2 separate regions of the Homo sapiens genome follow, and region 1 is linked to region 2. Evidence: read pairs that join two places in POLR2A ChIA-PET (ENCODE). Cell type or tissue: OCI-LY7. All regions are shown on one strand. Each heading gives the region's core, and the rest is flanking DNA. Links, peaks and the distances in the headings are about the cores only. Region 1 overlaps GLDC (glycine decarboxylase). Region 2 has its middle 8.5 kb from the start of LINC02851.

Region 1 (2,712 bases), core at 213-2,712, 80 kb after region 2:
CCTGTAGTCCCAGCTACTCGGGAGGCTGAGGCAGGAGAATGGCGTGAACCCGGGAGGCACAGCTTGCAGTGAGCTGAGATCGTGCCACTGGACTCCAGCCTGAGCGACAGAGTGAGACTCCGTCTCAAAAAAAAAAAAAAAAAAAAAAAAAAGATTCTCCTGCCTCAGCCTCCCAAGTAGCTGGGATTACACGCCTAGCTCATTTTTGTATTTTTAGTAGAGATGGAGTTTTGCTGTGTTGGCCAGGCTGGTCTCGAGCTCCTGACCTCAGGTGATCCACCCTCCTTGGCCTTCCAAGTGCTGGGATTACAGTTGTGAGCCACTGTGCCTGGCCAGAAGCATGGTTTTTGTACAGACGTGGTGGTTGATCCAGAGAGGCAGGAGATGAGGCTGTCAGTCAGTTTCTAGATGGGGTAGTGATGTTGATGTCATTGATTAACAGAGGGGGAACAGGGAGAAGTGGAAGAAGAGATTGGGTCTTGCTTGAGCAGAATTGGGTTTGAGGTATTCGTGGAACATGCATTTGGAAAAGTTGAAGCAAAAGTTGCAAAGTAGAGTCTAGAGATCCAGAGAGAGAAGAGATGGAGTTGCAGATTTAGTGAGTTTTCCGACAAATTCATGAGAATTAGTGAAATTTCCCAGGGATGGAGTGTGGGGAAGAAAGAAAAGCCAGGATATAAGGAAATAAAACATGCAGAAGGAGAGAGGCAGGGCAGTCTGAGATGAAGTCATCAGAGGCAGAAGGATATATTTTCAGGCAGGGAGTTACGGACCCCTGTGTCGTATTCTCGACCTTTCTTAGGCAGAAGAGGGAAGAAAGTCTGCATAAAGACATAAGGATCCTCCGAGGTGGGAGGAGTTGAGGGGCTGCATTTCTGACGATCTCTCTGCATGAGAGACAGGAAGGCTGAGACTGAGTACTAGGGAAAAGTGAATTTCAGAAGAGCTATTGTGTGCATCTGGGTGGCGAGGACCCTTGATCGGTCTGCAGGGAGGGTCTGCTGAGAGCATCTGGGTGGCGAGGACCCTCGATCGGCCTGCAGGGAGGGTCTGCTGAGATTGAATAGCGGGAATTTGTAAGGCCTGTTTGAGTGTCCTCCACCCCACCATCAGTCAGTGACTTGGAAGCAGGAACAGAGAAATGTGGTGACTGAGTTCAGCCGAGGGGAGGACTTCAAGGTCCACTAGTCAGCTCAGTGAGGTTGAGAGAGAGGTGGGGCAGCCCCACCCACATTCTGCCTGCAAGCTCAGTGACCCGCCTCAGGAGGCTGGGAGTGAGGGCCCGGGCTGAACCGGGGCGCGTGCTAGAGAATAGGGACGTGAGTCGCTGTGGGCGAATCTGTGTTGTGACTTCTATTCTTCATGTCCTCTTCCCCACTCCATCAAATAGCACTGTGCCTTGCTTAAACAAGTCTCAGTTATACGATGTACGGATAACTTTGATCTCATTTTGACTCAAGTTTGCTTTACTTTTTGTAAGTCCAGAGTATTCATACAAAAATGCAAACTGAGAATTTTAGTAAGAATTCTCAATGCCTGTATCATCAACATACTAACTGACTGAACAATGAAGAAATAAAATTTTGGGAAGTCTGAAATTATTGTAGACACTGCATTATTTTATACAACTTTCTTAATAGCTGCAGGTTTCCACTGATAAATGTTTCTCTGAGGCTCACACATTTTGGGATGTAGTTGAACCAAATGTGAGAACAATTTATGCATTGATTCATCATCATGAGTCTGTGATGGGTGAGTTCCTGGGCTAGCCATACGTGAAAGTTTAGGTGAATTTTCATTGCAACACATTGATTCACCTGTATTTTCTGAGCATTTACTATAAGAGATTACAATTTACTTGGTGTGATTCTCGGTTGGACTGCAAATTTCTCCATATGACTTTTTTTTGAGGCAGGGTCTCACTGTCACTCAGGTTGGACTGCAGTGGCATGATCATGGCTCACTGCAGCCTCAACCTCCTGGGCCAAACAGATCCTCCCACTACTGCAGCTTCCTGAGTATCTGGACTACAGGCATGTGCTACCACATGGACTAATTTATTTCATTTTGTAGAGACGGGGGTCTTGCTGTGTTGCCTAGGCTGGTCTCAAACTCCTGGGTTCAAAACATCCTCCTCCCTTAGCCTCCCAAATTGCTGGGATTACAGGCATGAGCCACTGTGCCCAGCCCATATGCCTTTGATCTATAAAAAATTATCTTTTTCTCAAGCATGATACACTGTTTGAGTTGGACTCTTAGGACACAGTCTTCCCTTCTTGTTCTTGCTCTGTAGGCCATGACAATGTACCTTTGGGGCAGCAAAGAGGGAAAACAAATCCTCTGGGACCTGCACTGATTCTCATTTCAAACTCAGCATTTGGCCTGAATACATAGGTCAGCTGGTATTCCAGATAAATACTATGAATTGCAATGTTTCTCTGTACATTTCTTAACATTTGTAGATTAAATGAAAAGGGGCCTCCCACAGGAAGGAGTATGATCCAAGTTCAAGGAGTAAAATAACAAGACATATCATCCCTTGTCCCACTCCCCACAGTGAATGTTGTTTTGGTTTTGCTACAGCTGGTAGGGTCTTGAAGCTATGCATCTCTCGGGTGATCAGGAAGAGCTGCAGAGACTGCTCACTCATACGGAGACAAGGGACCAAGGAGTCATCAGAAACATAGATGGGACACGCCTCAGCTCCTTTTG
Region 2 (3,029 bases), core at 242-2,741:
GGCTATGTTGCCCAAGCTGGTCTCCAAGTCCTAGGCTCAGATCCTTTGGCCTCAGCCTCCCTGGAGTAGCTGGGGACTAGGGCACACGCCACCACACTGGGCAGGATCTGCTTTTTAAAGTAGTCTTCTGTACTCTTAGTGCAAAGGAGAACTGGACTGGAAGTCTGGAGGCCTATACTTCAGACCTAGCTCTACTATTTACCCAGTTGTTTGACTTATTTTTTTATTTTTTTTATTTTTTTTGAGACGGAGTTTCGCTCTTATTGTCCAGGCTGGAGTGCAATGACGCAACCTCGGCTCACTGCAACCTCTGCCTCCTGGGTTCAAGCAATTCTCCTGCCTCAGCCTCCCAAGTAGCTGGGATTACAGGCATGCACCACCACACCCTGCTACTTTTTGGTATTTTTAGTAGAGATGGGGTTTCATCGTGTTGGCCAGTCTGGTCTCAAACTCCTGACCTCACGTGATCCACCCGCCTCGGCCTCCCAAAGTGCTGGGATTACAGGCGTGAGCCACCGAGCCTAGCCTCAGTTGACTCTTGAATGACATGGGTTTGAATTGCATGGGTCGACTTATACACTGCTTTTTTTCAACCAAATGCAGATTGAACATACAGTATTCACGGGATGTGAAACCCTGTATGGGGAGGGCCCAATTTTCCTATACTCTTATTCCTCAGGGCCAGCTGCAGGACTTGGGTATGCTTGGATTTTGCTATACTTGGGGGTCCTGTAATGGTTATAAGACCAATAACCAATCGTCTGTGTATACTGAGAGACAACTGTACTATAGAGCTGTGTCTCAAGTTTCTTCACCTGAAAAATAAGGATTCTACATCAGTGCTGTTGACTTCCCTGAAGAGTTATGAATATCAATACATTGATTTTTAAAAGTAGAAGCATTTGGTTGGGCGCGGTGGTTCACGCCTGTAATCCTAGCACTTTGGGAGGCTGGGGTGGGTGGATTACCTGAGGTTGGAAGTTCAAGACCAGCCTGACCAACATGGTGAAACCCTGTCTTTACTAAAAATACGAAAAATTAGCCAGGTGCAGTGGCGCACGCCTGTAATCCTAGCTACTTGGGAGGCCAAGGAAGGAGAATCGCTTGAACCCGGGAGGCAGAGGTTGCATTAAACCAAGATCACGCCATTGCACTCCAGCCTGGGCTACAGAGTAAGACTTCATCTCAAAAAACAAAAAACAAAACAAAAACAACAACAAAAAAGTAGAAGCATTTTTAAAGCAGTAAAACACTGTATGAAACAGATGTTATATTGCAATTATTTCACAGTCTTGGCTATTGAAGTAAGCCAATTAGGCAATTTACTAAATTATGACCCAGATGACTATATTTATGTCCCTGAAGTAGAATTACCTTTAAATTTCAATTGTAATTAACATTTTTTTGCCAGATGAAATAATTCATTCAGTTCTGATAATAAACCACATTTGCACAATAGCTGTATCCTTTTAAAGACAATTATGTAGATGATTACCTTTGAAATCACCTCAGAGACACTAATTACTAGTAAAAAATGAGTTTCTCAATTGCTCATAATAGTAACAATATAGCAAATTATAGAGTCAAATTTTGATGTTTTAAACTCCAGTGGACTCTGGAAAATATAGACATAGAATGACAGTAATCACTGATTTTTTTTTTTTTTTTTTTTTTTTGAGACAGAGTCGTGCTCTGTCACCAGGCTGGAGTGCAGTGGCACGATCTCGGCTCACTGCAACCTCTGTCTCTCTGGTTCAAGCGATTTTCCTGCCTCAGCCTCCCAAGTAGCTGAGATACAGGCACACGCTACCATGCCCGGCTAAATTTTGTATTTTTAATAGAGACGGGGGTTTCACCATGTTGGCCCGGGATGGTCTTGATCTCTTGACCTCGTGATTCACCCGCCTCAGCCTCCCAAAGTGCTGAGATTGCAGGCGTGAACCACTGTGCCCAGCCTTATCATTGATTTTGAAAAATGATTCTATATTGACAATAATTTTGCCTTTTTATGAGCCAATAAATTCTTATTGTTTATGACTGTTTACATTTAGTTACATTACTTGCATCAGACAAGTGCTAGTAGTTATACTGAACTATGCTATGGCCACAGACTCTCCTCCTGCTTACCTTGGATTTCTAAATACCAACCCCAGCTGACATGGAATAGGGCTTTGTATCTGGCGGATGCTCATTAACCGTTGTTAGCCAACTCTGAAAGTTGTCTTCTTAGCATGCAAATACTTGTAAAAATTTTACAGAAGGGTGACAAATTCTAACAGTCTACCTTCAGTTGATTTTCTTATTTTTTTTTTTTCAGACAGAGTCTTGCTCTGTCGCCCAGGCTGGAGTGCAGTGGCTCACTGCAACCTCCGCCTCCCGGGTTCAAGCGATTCTCCTGCCTCAGCCTCCCAAGTAGCTGGTGCCTGCCACCATGCCCAGATAATTTTTTGTATTTTTAGTAGAGATGGGATGTCACCAAGTTGGCCAGGCTGGTCTTGAACCCCTGACCTCAAGTGATCCACCTGCTTTGGCCTCCCAAAGTGCTGGAATTACAGGTTTGAGCCACTGTACCCAGCCCAGTTGAAATATTTTAATCTCCCTTGATTCTCTGGAGAAGAAATGACCTGTATATTTTCTCTTTCGCTTTATTTTTGGAGGCTGGCTGTTGGGTTTCTGAACACGCTCTGTACTTCTTGTGGTCTCCTAATGAATTTTAAGTAGTTATTACCATGATAGTTTACATTAATTTGGGCTGACTCACTATCTGTGTGTGCCTGTTTGCTTCATATTTCATCGTCAGCAAAAAACTGGTGCAAATGCATGGTGGGGGCACATGATATAAAACATCAGTCTCTAACTTGTATTATGGCTTTAATTTTCTCTGTGTCTTCACTTTATGATCAAAAGCAGAGTGGATTTTCTGCTTGCTTTTTATTGGAATGTTGGGAGTGATTAAGGAACTAAGACATATTTTGAAAAAATCAGCCTTTGATGTGATGTGATACTTACATGAATTAATATTGTGCATT

Evidence for each region. Peaks named below come from ENCODE experiments on the same cell type or tissue, not always from the same donor. Only the 100,000 strongest peaks of a DNase experiment are listed, where the experiment ranks them.
Region 1: POLR2A ChIA-PET joins it to region 2 with 5 read pairs; 2 of 35 experiments call an interaction of 5 or more read pairs at or near these places.

The regions. Positions count from the first base shown.
Region 1 is chr9:6,631,262-6,633,973 of GRCh38, reverse strand. The region is part of intron 2 of GLDC (glycine decarboxylase); the gene reads left to right. Among named protein-coding and RNA genes, the nearest start is that of GLDC, 13 kb to the left of the region's middle. RefSeq lists enhancers at 1,428-1,477, 2,645-2,694, 2,361-2,712. In OCI-LY7, for the core only: no CTCF peak of the experiment used is centred there; a DNase peak (open chromatin) is centred at 1,193.
Region 2 is chr9:6,711,332-6,714,360 of GRCh38, reverse strand. No RefSeq gene overlaps it. Among named protein-coding and RNA genes, the nearest start is that of LINC02851, 8.5 kb to the right of the region's middle. In OCI-LY7, for the core only: no CTCF peak of the experiment used is centred there; no DNase peak of the experiment used is centred there.